3 separate regions of the Mus musculus genome follow, and regions 1 and 3 are each linked to region 2. The links are chromatin loops, found by intact Hi-C in ENCODE. Cell type or tissue: left cerebral cortex. All regions are shown on one strand. Region 1 overlaps Slc4a4 (solute carrier family 4 (anion exchanger), member 4). Region 2 overlaps Slc4a4 (solute carrier family 4 (anion exchanger), member 4). Region 3 overlaps Slc4a4 (solute carrier family 4 (anion exchanger), member 4).

What was found. Hi-C counts contacts between places; a loop is a spot of excess contacts. Peaks named below come from ENCODE experiments on the same cell type or tissue, not always from the same donor. Only the 100,000 strongest peaks of a DNase experiment are listed, where the experiment ranks them.
Region 1: it touches region 2 in a loop (2.7-fold over the local background); 4 of 42 quality-filtered maps call a loop at or near these places.
Region 3: it touches region 2 in a loop (2.7-fold over the local background); 4 of 42 quality-filtered maps call a loop at or near these places.

What each region holds. Positions count from the first base shown.
Region 1 is chr5:89,134,770-89,137,269 of GRCm38, forward strand. It overlaps Slc4a4 (solute carrier family 4 (anion exchanger), member 4), which reads left to right. Exons shown (of 27, transcript NM_001359211.1): 13 at 877-1,051. Among named protein-coding and RNA genes, the nearest start is that of Gm35855, 90 kb to the right of the region's middle. In left cerebral cortex, no CTCF peak of the experiment used is centred here; DNase peaks (open chromatin) are centred at 1,178 and 2,280; H3K27ac peaks cover 1,150 bases.
Region 2 is chr5:89,055,347-89,057,846 of GRCm38, forward strand. The region is part of intron 6 of Slc4a4 (solute carrier family 4 (anion exchanger), member 4); the gene reads left to right. Among named protein-coding and RNA genes, the nearest start is that of Gm35855, 170 kb to the right of the region's middle. In left cerebral cortex, no CTCF peak of the experiment used is centred here; a DNase peak (open chromatin) is centred at 1,204.
Region 3 is chr5:89,142,208-89,144,707 of GRCm38, forward strand. All of the region lies in intron 13 of Slc4a4 (solute carrier family 4 (anion exchanger), member 4), which reads left to right. Among named protein-coding and RNA genes, the nearest start is that of Gm35855, 82 kb to the right of the region's middle. In left cerebral cortex, a CTCF peak has its summit at 1,099; no DNase peak of the experiment used is centred here; H3K27ac peaks cover 428 bases.

The DNA of each region.
Region 1 (2,500 bases), 79 kb after region 2:
CTTCCATCTCTCTCCTTTCCACACTCATTTAGTAGGTGCACAACCCTGTGTGTATCACAGGTCCTGAAGTGGGATGCTCAGCTTGGCTGAGGCTGAGATGTCAGGGTATAGAAAGGGACACTTTGGAGAAGGCTGGCTCAAGAGGTTCTCCTAGAAGTAAAGTAGGCTGGCGCTTGGGTTCAGCCTGCACCTTTGTCTACCACACCCCTTCATGCCTTCTTCACTTTGTGCCTTTGGGTCCTTATTCCAAATTCTGATTCTCAGAGGCCCACTCTTGCTATCTATCTGTAATTTTTTTTATGCGTCTTCTCTAGAATGATGTAATTACCACCTCCATTTAAATTTTCCATGATTTTTACTTACGTACCATCCTGTCTATCCTGTTTCCCAGAAGTAAGCCCCATGGTGTCAGAACTTCAGAGTCTGTGTTGTTCAATGTTGTTTCCCCAGGACACGGAATAATGAGGGAGGATGTGGGCCTCACGGGTCTCATCCTTACAGCGTAGGGTGAAATGACATTGTGACAACGTCTTAAGGGGCTTTACATGATGTGTGATGTACTTGGATGTTTGTTTTTGGAGAACGGAAAAATTATAATTTCTCTACTCAGTGCTCTCATCTAAAGACCAACTGGACAATCTTTGGGAAATGTTGGGCCTATTCTAGTAACTGAAAAATAAAAAAGGAGAAAGGAGAAGATAGATTTCTTCACATTGTTTTTCTGTCTCATCTAAACGAGAAGGTCTTAAATAGTATCTGGTCATTGACTCAAGCACTTTACGTCCAACATCTTCGTGGTTTAGTGAATTATGTCTTGATGCAGTTGATGATGGTTTATCTTACCCTCGCTCACATGTTTGCTCTCTCCCTGCTCAGGTTCTGCGGTGGATTAATTAAGGACATAAAGAGGAAAGCACCATTTTTTGCCAGTGACTTTTATGATGCTTTAAACATTCAGGCTCTCTCTGCGATTCTCTTCATTTATCTGGCAACCGTAACCAACGCCATCACTTTTGGAGGCCTGCTCGGGGATGCCACCGACAACATGCAGGTGGGTCTGATTTGAGAGAGGACGCAAATAGTCCAGCGCAGACTGTCCTCCTCACCCCTGCTGCTCGGCGAGGAGCAGATGGCCCTTCAGTTACTCAGCGTGACTGTCTTTCTTTTGCTGGATGCTGCACTTTACTTTGCTTCTGGCTCGCTGCTGTATTTCCAGCATGTTAGTAATTACAAAAATAGCTTGATGAAATCTGGCTTGAGTCACAAGTGGGGAAAAGAAGGGGAGGAAATGCGGCTCTATAATTCTATTTGGGCAGAAGCGTCTCAGCTGCTTGGATCCTGTGTGGTGGACAGGGTTTAGAGCTTCCGGGATCTGGAGTGCATGGGCCATATTTGGTTTTCACTTGGTGATCACACTCTTTGGGGATGTGTGCTTACCTGACTCTTTGTCCTTGTTCCAAGAAGAGCAAATGCACACATCAAGCAATGGGGTGGTCTGCTCAAGGCTGGATTGGCATGTCTGTCGGTAGAATTCAGCTTTAGTGAATCCCAGCTGAAGTTATTTCTTCTATTCCTGGACCAGCTCCCCTTGAGCTGTTAAGGACCTGGCTGGGTTAATGTTCTAGTGTTAATCACAACCACAGTTGGTTGGTTACTGGGGAGGTGGTGTTTGCCATCCTTTCACATCAATAATAGCCATGATTTTCATAATAGAAAAGATGTCATATGCTCCCCCCACTCCCACCCCACCCCACCCCAGATCAATTAGAACAACCTGTGGAAATGACTTAAAGTTGATCATGGCATTAGAAACAGTAGGTACTGAATACACAGTGAGTGGAGCTGAATGTGAGTTTAAGCCCTTTCGAACTCTGCCCTTTCCACTCACGTCCCATCAGTGTCCAACCCATGAGGTATTCACACAGCCTACCAGCCAGCATCTTAGTTTGTGAACGCAGCTAATTCCCCCAAATGACCTCTGTTACATTCCTACTTTGCCTCTAGTTATCCATCTATGCTCTCAGTTCCTTTCTAAACGCAAAGATAAGATAGAGTAACATTTTTCGTGGCACCAGGTACTAAGGGATAAGTTTCACAGTCATATGAGTGTGCCTGTCCATTATATGAAGCTGCCCTTCATGCATGTGGCAGTTTTGGACTCAGCTGAGTGATTTTTTTCTTTGGTTCCTCCTACACATTACAGTGTGATGCCACCTGAGCTTGAAGTTGTCTAACGGTTTCCACTCACATAGTGCCTAGGCCTGAGTGACTGGAACAGCTGAGTTCTAGGGACACTCCTCGTGGCATCTCCACAAGACTAGCTTGGGCTTCCTCACAGTATGGCCACCCTTAAAAGCTGAGGCTTCAGGAAAAGAGGTGACCACCATTTATTTTTTTTTATATCATGTGGTTGTAGACCTATCATTGCTTCGTTTTCTGACTTTCACAGATGCACTGAAAATTCAAACTCTCCGTGAGAGCTTTTAGCTCTTAAATATTA
Region 2 (2,500 bases):
ACAGCACCCCTTTCTATGATGTAGGCTTTGGAAACCGTCACTCAAAAGTCCTTAGAACCCTGACTTGCCTCATCAAGTCGTACTGGTTTAAGCCAATTTCTACTTTGTTTATGCCTGAAGTCAGGTTAAAAAAAATGGTTTAAAAGAAAATGTGTAAGATATCAGCAAGGCCAAGCTGTTTTTTGTGACTGAAGAGAGAAGAGATACAGTAAAAGCATTATTTAGGAAACGATCTAATTATTATAGAAAGTTATCCTCTAGATTTCGGAACAACTCTTGAAAATGTGTTCTTTAGAGTAAATTTGCGAAGTGGGAGAAACAAAACAAAACCCAGCCTCCTAAAAGGATTGCACCATTTATATCTCTCTGCATAGAACACAAAGGGTCCAACAAATCAAAATGCTGGAGTTTGCCAATGTAAGTAATGGCTGCCGTGAGCCTCCCAGTTTTGGGTAGGGGAAGCAGCCAGATGGCCACAGGAAGGCTTTCTGAATCGCAGGTGCCAAGTCTCTATGGGCAGTTACATTCTCATGCCTGCTTTTGGAGCCAGGTTCTTGGCTATTATCTGCTAGGCTCCATTCCATTGGCCTCCTGATGGAGAGGCTCAGCATTCATGGAGGCTATGCATGCAAGAGGAAATCTCTAGGCTTCATTTCCAAGAGTATCATCCTGACAAATCGAGGCAGGGAGAGGGGGAAATTCCTTACTAGCATCCAAGGTTTGAAAGAGTTGCTAGTCTTTCTCTCAGGAAGAGGTTGTGAGATCAGAATGAACAACTCCATCCTTCTTAGCACTTAACAGACAGGAAGGCTCTGTTGACTTTCTTTCGTATTTTCACCTCTATCCATTCTTACTGACCTAGCATCCTAATGAGGCTTGTTTGTGCCCAGTCAAGTAGGCACCAGTTCCTTAGACTGTCATTTTGTATAGGTAGGTCTATCTATAGGAAGATCATTTCTTTACGCAGGTCTGTACATTGTCTGTTGCAAGACATAGGAGGTGAGGAGTGGTCAATGTGTTGCTAAGCATCTCTACATGTTCCCCTCTTGACAAACAACCATTCTGGAGTAATCTCAATTGGTGCATTTTGCTTCTCCATTTTTCTCAGTGAAGTAAAAACTTGCAAAGAAGTTCAATTATGCGAAACAATTAAAATTCAGATTGCAAGAGAGAAGACATCAGATTTGCCTCAAACAGGTGCCAGCACAGATGGCCTGCTCGCAAGTCCTGGCTTTATTTACAGCTTTTAAACACAGACAGATACATTGACAAAAATGTTTCTGGATCTTATAGTGTGCTGAATGCCCAAATTTGGCCATACATTTATATTCATTTGTAAATGGTTCAAGTTAAAGCTTGACCTCTCTAGTCACCAGTAGCCTTGTAAAAAGACCATTTGCCTGTCCTGTCTTTCACACACAATGTGAATAGATTAATGTTTGTGTTTGGTGGAATATGGTAAATGTATTACCCTGATAATATGACTACTTTTATTATTAAAGAAAAAAATCCCTCAAGTCTAAATTACATATTGCCTCATGGTTCTGCATTTCCAAAATCACTAACATTCTTTAGAGGATCAGGATACTGCCCAATTTTTAGCAGCCTTAGAGCATGGTTCTTTGAGAGACTAGCCAAACAAGTGTTAAGAGGTTCTTAGAGCAAATGACATTCTCCCAGGAAGAAGCCAGTTGGGCTAGCCACGTGATAAAATCTACCTAGAGAAACTTGAGTGAACATTCAGCCCATATCATTATCTCTGATGTTCCAGATTTGGAACGGATCCACCAAGGGTTAAACTTCTAGTAAGATAGGTGCTGGAAGACTTTGGAAAAGGAAGACCAAAATTGCATCTCAAGTGGGTTTGTATTAAAGCACTAATTTATCCATGTCTCAGTGTCATGTTACTGCAGGGGTAGAAAGAAAGAAAGAAAGAAAGAGAGAGAGAGAGAGAGAGAGGGAGAGAGAGAGAGAGAGAGAGAAAGAGAGAGACAATAAAAAACCAACAGAAAGTTGAGAGCCAGTCTGTGTTCATCAAGGAAAAAAACTTCAGATACAAATGTCTGAAATGTTGATTTCTGCATTTGTCTATAAGCTCCGCAGCCTGACAGTTGGGGAGATCATCAGAGAGCCGCTTACTAATATGACATCCTACCCCCCTGTGCTTTACAAAACTGGGCGCTACTTCCCTTGTGTGTGCTCATGTGGCAGACAGTAATTAACAGGTCTGACACTGTATCTTCAGACTAAATGTTCATTATTTATATCTGTCTTCTGGATAGAACCCATAGAACCCATGTTTTGTATATTAGAACAGCTGATCGAATCATCCACTCCTTTTGGGGGAACTATAATGATTTAATGTAATTCTCCCCAAACCTTTCCCATTCTTTGTTGACATGTGTTCTATTTAAGGGCTCAGGGTCCTGGGAGGAGGTGAATGTCCTTGTGATATGTCATTGTTCTTCTTTAACCCGCTTGTGTGACTTGCTTTAGTGTA
Region 3 (2,500 bases), 87 kb after region 2:
ACAAAAACTTATTAACCCATATAGCAGCATATTGTAGCTTCCACATGCGAAGCAGATATTTTGGTCAGCCCAAGAAAGCAAGCCTGTTTAGTGACAGAGGAAGAAATCCATCTTGCTTACAAGGGTCTAGAAAGGAACTGTTAGCTTTCAAAACATGTTTCACAGGCTAAGAAGATGTCTCGGTGGCTAAAGTGTGTGTCTTGAGAGTGTTGAGAGCTGCAGTTGAGATCTCAAGAGCTGCTGATCCCCACACATAGATGCTGGAGGGCATGGCAGATCCCCTGTAATGATGGCAATCTGGGGGGCAGAGACAGGATATCCCTCGAGCAAGCTTGCTAGCTAGAGTAACTATACTTGTGAGGTCTGGGCACAGTTGAGAGTTGTTTCCTCAATATATAAGGTAGTGGATAATCAATGAAGACTCCTGATGACAACCTTGCCCCCCCCACATGTGTATATACATAAACACACGCACACTCCACTTACCTGCACATAGCATGAGTGAACACACACGGCTCCACATGCAAATCTTGCTTTATCAGTTCTGAGTTAAGTTTAATTGACAGAAGTCAAGTCATTGGTACTTTTTTATTAGAAAGATTTTGTCAGCTTTGTTTGTTTGATGATCAGAAAATTAAAGCCATTTGGATAAGATAGGGCATCACAAATGATGCTAAAGTAAAAATGTATCATTTTTAGCTTATGGCTATTTTGAAAATAGCTTCTCCAATATGACATTTTCATTATATCTTTTCATACATATTGCAAAATATACATTCACAGGTAGATAAACATGTAGGATATTATGTAAATGAGGTTATATATTCATATTTTGTGGGCATTTCCTACTTTAATAGGTTCTTTAACATAATTCTAGTGGCTATCACATGATATATGCACTATAATTTATTTAATAAACTTATATTCTCAGTTTGTCCCACTTTTCTCTTTTATAAAGAATACTGTGATCATCAACTATATATTTATTGTTTATAATTTTCTCCCTAAGGTAAGTCCCTAGCAAAATTATTGTGCAATATATTGATTATAGTTGTTATTTATTTCAAATCATACTCACAAAGATTATCCTAATTCATATTTCTACCAGTAGTGGGCAGGAGTTCCCACTTGCCCACCTTTTCACCCTAGATTCTCACTTTCGTTATGCTGTGTATTGAAAAAGAATGGCTTGCTTTGATTTGCTCTCACTCCTGTTGTTTTAATGAGCCTGGGTATTCGTCCACATTGACACCGACCGTCCATCCTTCCCTGTGCTTGTATTCTTGCTATATTCTCCTTTGGAGACATTTAATTTCTCTTCTTAACTCCCTGTATAATAATGGTGTTTTCCTTTACTTATTTGGCAAAGATTTACTAAGTGTTTTTCTAATGCCACTATGTCTTTTAACTGTATGTGTGGCGTCTCTGGCTGTACAGATTTTAACTTTAGCACTCAAGCCTTCCCCTGCCCTTGTTTCTTGTTTGCACGCTATATTTAAAGAGGCTTCCCCTCCCAAAGATTAGAAAAATATTTCCCCACATACTTCAGCTCTTTTATGTTCTCGTTTAATTGTTTTGTACATCTGGAATTGATTTTTTTGTGTAGTGTTAGACTAGAATTGGGTGTTTCACATACATGTTCACAGCTCTTCAAAGAACAGAAGGCGTCTCTATCTTGCCCCTCATTCTATTCCCCGAGAGTTCAAACTCTCTTGCTGATGTCCTGGGCTCACGGTTTTTTTCTCAGAGATATAGTTTGACTTCCCTGATTATTTAGTTCCTGCTGCCAGTGTGACCTGAAATCTTGTTTATGACAAGCATAACAGCAGGGGGCATGACCATGCTGATCTTGGGTGCTTCCTTTGTCCAGGACAGAGGGTGAAGTGCCTCATTGTGGGATTAAAAACAAAGGCTCTGCAGCCACCCTTCCCCCATTGTGGATGTGTGGTGCGAGTAACCAGCTCTTACTCTCTTGTGAAGGAGGAAGGGAGATGTCCAATGGGTGTACCTCAAACTTGGACCTCAGGAGAATCACCTGGGAGCTCTGAAAATTCATTCTCTAGGCTTCATCTCCTGTCGTTTTGCAGAGATACCTACTTAACTGCTCTGTGTGAATATGAAGGATGAGTATATAACAAACAAATCAACACATATGAACTTTCTCAAATAATTCTCATGTGACCTGAATTTGACCTCAATACTTGCATTCTTTCTTTCCTTAAATTTTTTTTCTTTATTTTTAATGTGTGTGTGTGTGTGTGTGTGTGTGTGTGTGTGTGTGATCCTACGTGTGCCCAGTGTCTGCAGAGGCCGGGGGGGGGGGTATTTCTTACCCACTGAAACTGGAGTTACAGAAAGTCGTGAGGCACCGTGTGGGTTCTGGGAATTGAATCCAGGCTTTCTGCAGAAGCAAATGTGTGTTCTTAACTGCTGGGCTGCTTCTCCCGTCCCACTGTGTCATTCTTAACTTACTTTTAATAATAGGATTTAGCTTCTGCTG